2 separate regions of the Homo sapiens genome follow, and region 1 is linked to region 2. A link is an interaction called in ENCODE POLR2A ChIA-PET data of the cell type or tissue named here. Cell type or tissue: Panc1. All regions are shown on one strand. Links, peaks and the distances in the headings refer to the core of each region. The heading gives the core; the rest is flanking DNA.

What was found. ChIA-PET counts read pairs that join two places held together with the same protein. Peaks named below come from ENCODE experiments on the same cell type or tissue, not always from the same donor. Only the 100,000 strongest peaks of a DNase experiment are listed, where the experiment ranks them.
Region 1: POLR2A ChIA-PET joins it to region 2 with 10 read pairs; 1 of 35 experiments calls an interaction of 5 or more read pairs at or near these places.

The regions. Positions count from the first base shown.
Region 1 is chr9:83,541,967-83,546,367 of GRCh38, reverse strand. It overlaps a transcript of FRMD3 not described here. Among named protein-coding and RNA genes, the nearest start is that of FRMD3, 5.8 kb to the right of the region's middle. In Panc1, for the core only: CTCF peaks have their summits at 1,584 and 1,784 (motif pointing right); a DNase peak (open chromatin) is centred at 1,767; H3K27ac peaks cover 329 bases.
Region 2 is chr9:83,378,418-83,382,818 of GRCh38, reverse strand. The region is part of intron 2 of FRMD3 (FERM domain containing 3); the gene reads left to right. Among named protein-coding and RNA genes, the nearest start is that of FRMD3, 160 kb to the left of the region's middle. In Panc1, for the core only: no CTCF peak of the experiment used is centred there; no DNase peak of the experiment used is centred there; H3K27ac peaks cover 898 bases.

The DNA of each region.
Region 1 (4,401 bases), core at 97-4,096, 160 kb before region 2:
TTTTGTTTTTTGAGACGCAGTCTTGCTCTGTCACCCGGGGTGGAGTGCAGTAGCACAATCTTGGCTCACTGCAACCTCTGCCTCCTGGGTTCAAGTGATTTTCATGCCTCAGCCTCCTATGTAACTGGGATTATAGGGGCTTACCGCCATGCCTGGCTAATTTTTGTATTTTTGGTAGAGATGGCATTTCACAATGTTGTCCAGGCTGGTCTCAAACTCCTGATCTCAAGTGATCCACCCACCTTGGCCTCTCAAACTGCTGGCATTACAGGTGTGAACCACCATGCCTGGCTTTTTTTTTTTTTTTGAAGACTGAAAATAGGACCCTTATCTCTTCTGTCTGGTAAGTTTTCTGATGAGAAGTCTGCTGTTAGTGTGATGGGATTTCCTTTACAGGTGATTAGACAGTTTTCTCTTGCTGCTATTAGGATTCTTTTTCTTCATGTTGACTTTGGACAGTCTGGTGACTATACACCTTGGTGATGTTTGTCTTGCAATATATCTCCTAGGAGTTCTCTGAGCTTCTTGTATCTGGATGTGTAAATCTCTAGCAAGAAAAGTAAAGTTTTCCTCAATTATTCCCTCAAATAGGTTTTCCAAACTTTTAAATTTTTCTTCTTCTCCCTCAGGGATACCTATGACTTACAGGTCTGGATGGTTTATAATACCATATTTCTCAAAGGCTTTGTTCGTTTAAAAAATTATTTTCTCGGCCGGGTGTGGTGGCTCACTCCTGTAATCCTAGCACTTTGGGAGGCCGAGGGGGGCAGATCACGAGGTCAGGAGATCAAGACCATCCTGGCTAACACGGTGAAACCCCATCTCTACTAAAAATACAAAAAATTAGCTGGGTGTGGTGGTGGGCGCTTGTAGTCCTAGCTACTTGAGAGGCTGAGGCAGGAGAATGGCATGAACCCAGGAGGCGGAGCTTGCAGTGAGCTGAGATCGCACCACTGCACTCCAGCCTGGGTGAAAGAGCAAGACTCCATCTCAAAAAAAAAAAAAAAAAAACAAAAAAAAACAACACTTTTCTCTGTATTTTTGTCAGATTGGGTTACTTCCAAAGACCTGTCATTGAGCTCTGAAATTCTTTCTTCCTCTTGGTCTAATCTATTGTTAAAGCTTTCAACTGTATTTTGTAATTGCTTCAATGACTGTTTCATTTCCAGATGTTCTTTTATTTTTTAAATCTTTTTCCTTAGTAAATTTTTCATTCATACCTTGAATTGTTTTCTGATTTCCTTGTGTTGTTTTTCAACTTTCTCTTGGATCTCATTGAGCTTCCTTACAATCTATATTTTTAATTCTTTATCTGGTGTTTTGGAATTTTCATTTTGGTTAGGATCCATTGTTAGATATTTAGTGTGATCCTTTGAGGTTATCATAACACACTCTTTTTTTCATGCTGCTGGAATTGTTGTGTTGGTCCTTTCTTATTCTGAGGTGTCACTTCTTATTTTTGAATTTACTTTTGTTTGGACAAGACTTTTTATTTCTTCTTTGAGGATGACTGTAATGTATGTTGAATAGGATTGTTTGGCTTTGCTTCTTGGTGCTTTCAGGGGGCCAAGGCTCTGTATGAATTCCTTGGTTATAGATAACGTTAGTATGGTTGTTTTCTCAAATGCTGGTTGTAGTAGTGGTGTACTGGGCATGTGAGTAGGCTCTCAGTCTCCTGTAAAGACGGAGATAGAAGTCTTCAGAAACTTATCTCGGTCCCTAGTGCTGTACACTGAGTCAGCCAAATTTGTATTAGGTTGTGCAGTTTGACTTCCAGACCAGTAGGTGGCACTTGAAGGTAAGAGCTTCTGTGGCAGACGCAGATGGGTATATACTTGATCTTTTTTTTCAGCTGGGAGAAGCTCTGTGTTGTCACAGGCAATTATCTGGCCTGTGGAATACACCATTCTCTGAGTTTCCTGCTCAGCCCTGGGTTGGGGAGTGGCCAAAGCTGAGTCAAGCTGGACTGCCAGGCTTGTTCTTGGATAACCCAATGCCAAGCACAAGCACAAGCCCTGATGGGGTGCTTAGGGGAGCTTCTGGTGAAATGCACAAAGGTCTCCTCAGGGGGTCAGGGGGCTGCACCAGCTCCATGGTGCAGAAACGCAGTCTTCTTCCCTATCATGCCTCTGTCCCAGGGCTCATGACTCAGTTCGACAGACACTTCAATGTAGCTGAGAGACATGGACAATGCCTTTCCTGTGGCTCTCTGCTGAAATGGCTTTGGTGTGGAGCCTCTTCCCTCAGCCCAAAATAGACAGCTTTATGGCTCACCTGTTCTTGCTGCAGGAATGCTGCCACTGTCTGTACAGAGGTGGAGGGGCCCTGTCTTTTGTACAATCTAGGGCCCAGTGGGGACATTGCCAGTAAGGATGCAGTCATCCTTAATAGCCCTGGAATGGCTGTCTACAGGTATGCTTAAGCCAAACCCTGGCGGCAGCAGCTATGCGGGGAGTAGGAGGCTTCATCTCCATTACCAGGCCCAAGCACTGGGGCCACCTGGCTGCTATGGCAGAACCACACTCTTCACCCACAGAGCCAAGCACAGTGCCCATGTCGCTGTTGAAAGGAGTGCAGTCACTTTCAGCACAGAAGTGGGGAGCTCTCAGGAATAGGAGAGCACACTCTATGGTTTCTTTTGTCCTAACAGGTGTTCCCTTGGCATGCTGCACTCTGCCTTTTCCTTGGAACAGCATGCCCTGAGGGTCAGACCCTCAGCTCTCCTGGGTCCAGCTGGCCCCATGTGGGTGCCACAATCTCAGTGGGTGCTGAGGGATGTCTGCAGGGGATTTGGTGATGTGGAGACACAAGAACTGAGATTCCCTGGGCAGGATAGAGTCCCAAAATGGGTGCACACCCAGTGTGGTGCCCGCTACCATAGCTCAAATTTGGGGGTTGCTGACAGCCCAGTGCAGTGCCCTCAAGAAATTCCCAAATTGCCGCCCACACCGATGCATAAGCTTGTGAGGGCAGAGGAGCTCTTCAACAGTTTGGAAACTAGCAATCTGTCACAGGGGTGAGGGCAACCCAAAACATCCCCACTTACCCTTTCCATGGGACCCCAAGTCCTTCAGGATTCAATTTCTGCCAAATTCTTGCCTCCTCCTTTTTTCTGTGCCCTAGCTTCTGCTTGTGAATTTTCCAATAGGCCTTCACACTCGTCTCTTAATCTTTTGAGTTATGATTTTTCACCTCTAACTTTGGTTCTTCTTTTTTGGGGAGATTGGGTGATCAGTGTCTCCAGTCAGCCATCTTGAAGCTGCCCTAAAAGTTTTACATTTTAACTGAGTCCAACTTATGCTTTTGATGTGTTGATGTTTGTTGATTTTTATCACCAAACTGAAGATTACCTAAATTTTCCCTCATGTTATCTCCTAGAAGTTTTATTGTTTACATGTGAGTCAATGATTTATTTTGACTTAAAATTTGTGAACAGTGTGTGGTCTATGTCTATACTCATTTTTTTGCATGTGAATGTCTAGTTTTTCCAGCACCATTTGTCAAAAAGATTATCCTTTCTCCATTGGACTGACTTTGCTTCTTTGTCAAATATCAATTGACTGTATTTGTGTGGGTTTCTTTCTGGTCCCTCTATTTTGTTCCACTGATCAATTTGTTTATTCTTTTGCCAGTACCATACTGCCTTGATCACTTTGGTTTTATATTAAGTCTTAAAGTCAGGTAATATCAGTCATCTGAGTTTGTTTTTCTTCAGTATTGTGTTAGCTACTCTGGGTTTTTGCCTTTCCATATAAACTTTAAAAAAAGTTTGCTGATATCCACAAAGTAACTAGCTCAGGTTTTGACTTGGGTTGCACTTAACCTATAGATCAATTTGGGAAGACCTGAAATCTTAACAGTATTGAGTCTTCCTATCCATGAACATGGAATAGCTCTCCATTTATTTAGTTCTTTGATTTCTTTCACCAGAGTCTTGTAGTTTTCCTCATAAAGATCTTGTGCATATTTTGTTAGATTTATACCTAAATATTTCTTTTTAAGTTATCAATTTTAATGGCTGTAAAAGTGCTTAAAATGAAAAAATTCAAGATGCAATATTTACAACCATCAATCTTTTGTGGGCAGGCCACCTGTTATCTATTTGTGGCTTACCAAAGTGTTATAACCCATTGGTTAGGCATATTTTTTGGTAAAGAATATCAGTTACTATCACTGAGCGTGAGACACTAATTAATCTCACCCATTGCCACTTCTTTAGTAAGAACTGGACTTGCAGCCACTGCTATGGCTGACATTCTAATGCCTCAAGTGGAGCCACCTTTCCTGTACTCAAATGTCCTCTGTTTGTTGCCTGTCATCCCAGCTACTTGGGAGGCTCAAGCAGGAGGATTGACTGGGGCCAGAAGTTCGAGACCAGCCTGAGCAACATAGTGGGACCCA
Region 2 (4,401 bases), core at 74-4,073:
TGAAGTCTTTCATGACTTCAAAGCCCTGGGAAGAGATTCAAAACCAGCAAAGGAGATGGACAAAGATCAGACAGAGCAGAAAGAAAAGAATGTGCAGAGAGAAACATTCTGGGAGCAAGGATAGGTATAGACTCAATAAGAGGGAGTGAGCTGCAGTTCCAAGCAGGGAGGCAGGATCAAAGGACTGAGTCAGGAAATGATGACTATCTTTTGCTATTTTAGGAAATTGTTCAGGTGCTAAAAGCTTTGGCATCATGAAGACCAGGGCAAATCCTATCTCTGCCACCTGCTGGTTGTACCACTTTGAGCAGGTTCCTTACACCCTCTGTGTCTCAATTTCTTCATCTATTAAATAAGGATACTAATACTACTTATGCAATATAATTTTTTTAAATGAATTAACCATACTATCAATTTATGTAACTGGTCTTTTTACTCTTCCATGCTTTAAAGATGTTTAAAAGAGCTAAGTCACATGATTACCTATGTAACAATCCTGCACATTCTGCACATGTACCCTTGAACTTAAAATAAAAGTTGGAAATTTTAAAAAAGGCCCATGAATCTAGAGGCTAGCTGATCTTTGACTTTAGAACAATTTGGTGGCAATGTTGTTAAATTTATGTGGCATGACAGCAAATGCTACATGGTGGTAAATTCCACTGTAACAAGCTTGAAAAAAATTCCATAATTTCATTTCATAGATGATTGCATTTTAGTTACTAGCGTACTTTAAAATAAATAGTAATACATGTTTTTTTTTTACATCCTATGGCATTTTCAAACTATCATTTTTTTTTTGAGTGTCTATTAAAGATTTCTTGGGAGTAGGGACTGGCATGCAAGGGTCAGGATGGCTTTCCAACTGTTTTTGTAAATAAGGTTTTATTGGAACTCAGCTAATTCTGTTCATTTACATATTGTCTGCAGCTGCTTTCATGCTCCAATAGCAGGGTTGAGTAGTTGTGAAAGAGATCCATGTAGATCACAAAGCTTAAAATATTTACTATCTGGTCCTTTACAAAAAATAAAAATTTCCAAAATAGGGAAGGGAATGGAGGTTGCTTAATGGATGAAGGGACACAAATGCTTTTTTTTAAAGACTTCCTGGCCCCTCCCCTGATTTGCGCAGTGTTTCTTCTTCTGGCTGTTATCTCTCTTTTGCCCATCCCTGAGACCCTAGAATACAAAAACATCATGGCTAAAGGAGTGGAAAACACTACAGTGAAACAATGAAGATTTTCTTTTTTCTTTCTTTCTTTTCTTTTTTTTTTGCACTCTGCCACCCAGACTGGAGTGCAGTGGCAGGATCTAGGCTCACTGCAACCTCTGCCTCCCGGGTTCAAGCAATTCTCCTGCCTCAGCCTCCTGAGTAGCTGGGAATACAGGCGTGTGCCACCACACCCGGCTAATTTTTTGTATCTTTAGTAGAGACAGGGTTTCACCCTGTTAGCCAGGACAGTCTCGATCTCCTGACCTCAGGTGATCTGCCCACCTTGGCCTCCGAAAGTGCTGGGATTATAGGCATGAACCACTGTGCCCAGCGGATTTTCTTACATAGATTGATTTCCAAATGGAAAAACATTTTTGAGCGTTCGTGATCTACAGGTTTGTTGATGTTGTTGTTGCTGTTGTGTCATAGATCTTCTTGAAACTGGAATGGAAACCATGATTATTGGCAGCTAAATAACTAGGCCTCGCTATAGCCTTATAATCTGGAACACTGATAAGGCTACATTCATCAGATGGCATTCTTTTTTCCCCAGAAGAGGCCAGAGGGGCTAGGAATGACATAAATTGGCTGCATGATAACACAGAGACTAAGTTACTCTGGGGCTTTGTCTAGGTGGATGCAAGAAATCAGGCCATCTTTTTAGGGTCGTCATGGGAATTGCTCAAATTTTGGATCTGGTTACTATTGAGGTGAAAAACAATCTCTTGTCTGGGGAAGTGCATTCATTCTTTTTAAAAGCCCCCTGGGTTATTTAACATATTTCTCTGGGCTACAAATTACTCTGGCTTAGGGTACCAAGGGCTTTGAGAAAGTAAACAGAGAAGTGCGTAATTTATTCTGTAATCATACACTGAATCGATTTCAACAGAAGCCAAACATTTGAAGATAACTAAGTGCTATATTGTTTACTTTTAGATGCAATTTTTTTTGTCTTAGCAGTGGCCAAATTAAAAATCAATCTTCTTAGTCACAAAGTACCACCCCATACCCACCTTCTTTTTCCCCAACCAAGCCAAAATGAGAATATATGAAAGATATGCACCATTTGTATGATAAGGTAGAGGAAAATGATCTCTCAGGGCTAAGTGCAGTTGTGCCTCGCAAAATTAAAAAGAAAGAAACATTCATTGGCAATATCCTCATCCTTCAGGTTCATAGACTGTGGACTGTTAGAACAAGGAAACTCAGGAGTTCTGGAATCGGCCTCCCACCATCTCCACCAAGATCACAGATAAGGAAACCAAAACATAGGGTTAGGAATCTCTCTGCTTTTTCACCCCCTTTGTGTAGCTCATCTTCTTTCTCTTGAAACTGCTCTCAACCAAAATAAATTTGTTCTAAGAAAAGTCTTGAAATGTGGTCAGGTAGATTTCAACAATTCTGCAAACTGGGATCTTTCACAGGGGCTTTGCAGGTTTCCAGGGTTTAAGCTTAAGGCAAAGGGAATAAATACCCAGGGAAATGATTTTAAACACCATGGAAGACAGCTTTTAGTGGAGAGTTAGGGAGGCTGTTTTAGGTCTGGTTTGAAGAAGCAGACCTTGAGATAAAAATTTCTGTATAAGTGATTTGTTAGGAAGTGTTTCCAGGAAAAGACTTGTAGGGGAGTAGAGGATTACAGGAGGGAGGCGAAGGAGGCCAAGCAAGTGTGTAATGCTGGGCAAAGTCATGTAGAGGGTATTTTGGGCTCAATCTCATAGGGGAGTTCTGGAATCAGTGTAGGCCATGCCTTAGAGTTGTGCCATCCAAGGGGTGAGGGAGCAGAGGTATTTATACTACCACATCTGATAGTCATTAGTTAAGAGCTACCCTGGTTTGTGGAGGGTGAGGTGGGGTAGGAAGTTTCAATTCTCTACCCTGTGGTGGACTCCAGTAAACTGAGGGCATCCTTCCTAAAAAGCGTCAGGCTGCTGGGGCTTGACAGTATCTGCTGCAGATGCCTTCCTGGTACCTTCAAATCATACTAAGGGGTGAATCCACTGGTTCATCTTACTCCCCTAGTTCATTTTGTAGAATCAATGATGGGGTCTTAGCTTTCTTATAGCCTTTGGAAATTTTATTCTAAATGAGAGTTGAGGAAAAGAAGATTTCAGCTACAGTAAATTAGCCACAAATTCAGATATTTTGTTACCAGGTTCTCCTTTTTGCCTTTCTTAGGGAAACTCAGTTTCCAGTAAGGAAAAAGACTTAAAAATATCAGAACAGCATATATTCCAAGTAGCAATCAAAAGGAAAATAGCAATGCAATAAATGTTCTAAGACTTATATCTAATTACCAAGCATGCCACATCATGGTGGTTATTTTTTCCCTCAAGTGTAATCCATCTGTACCTCCAATAATAGCAGGAGTTATTGGTGTAGTCCAGACTCCACTTCACTGGCCAACTCATAACTCTAATTGGAAGAATGAGAAAAGAGAGGAGAGAGAGGAAGGGGATGAGGAGAGAGGCAAAGGGCTAACAGCTGGTATTGCAATTGTATAGATAATTAATCTCCTCATGTTGAACAGAAGGGAGAGTGAGATGAGGAGTCAGGGAGAAAGAGAAGGACAAAGTCAGGCTGGGCGTGGTGGCTCACACAGTTAATCACAGCACTTTGAGAGGCTGAGGCAGGTGGATCACTTGAGGTCAGGAGTTTGAGACCAGCCTGGCCTACATAGTGAAACCCCATCTGTACTAAAATATATATATATTTATATAAAATTTATATATATAGTGTATATATATTTATATAAAATTTATATATAGTATATATATTTATATAAAATTTATATATAGTATATATATAAATTATACATATATAATATATATTATATATAATATAAATTATATATTATATATAATATAAAGTATATATATTATATATAATATAAAGTATACATATTATATATAATATATAAATTATATATATAATATAAATTATACATATTATATATAATATATAAATTATATATATAAATTATGTATAATATATATAAATTTTATATGTATATTGTATATATAAATTTTATATGTATATTTTATATATATAAATTTTATATGTATATTATATATATAAATTTTATATGTATATTATATATATAAATTTTATATGTATATTATATATATAAATTTTATATGTATATTATATATATATATAAATTAGCCGGGCATGGTGGCTTGCACCTG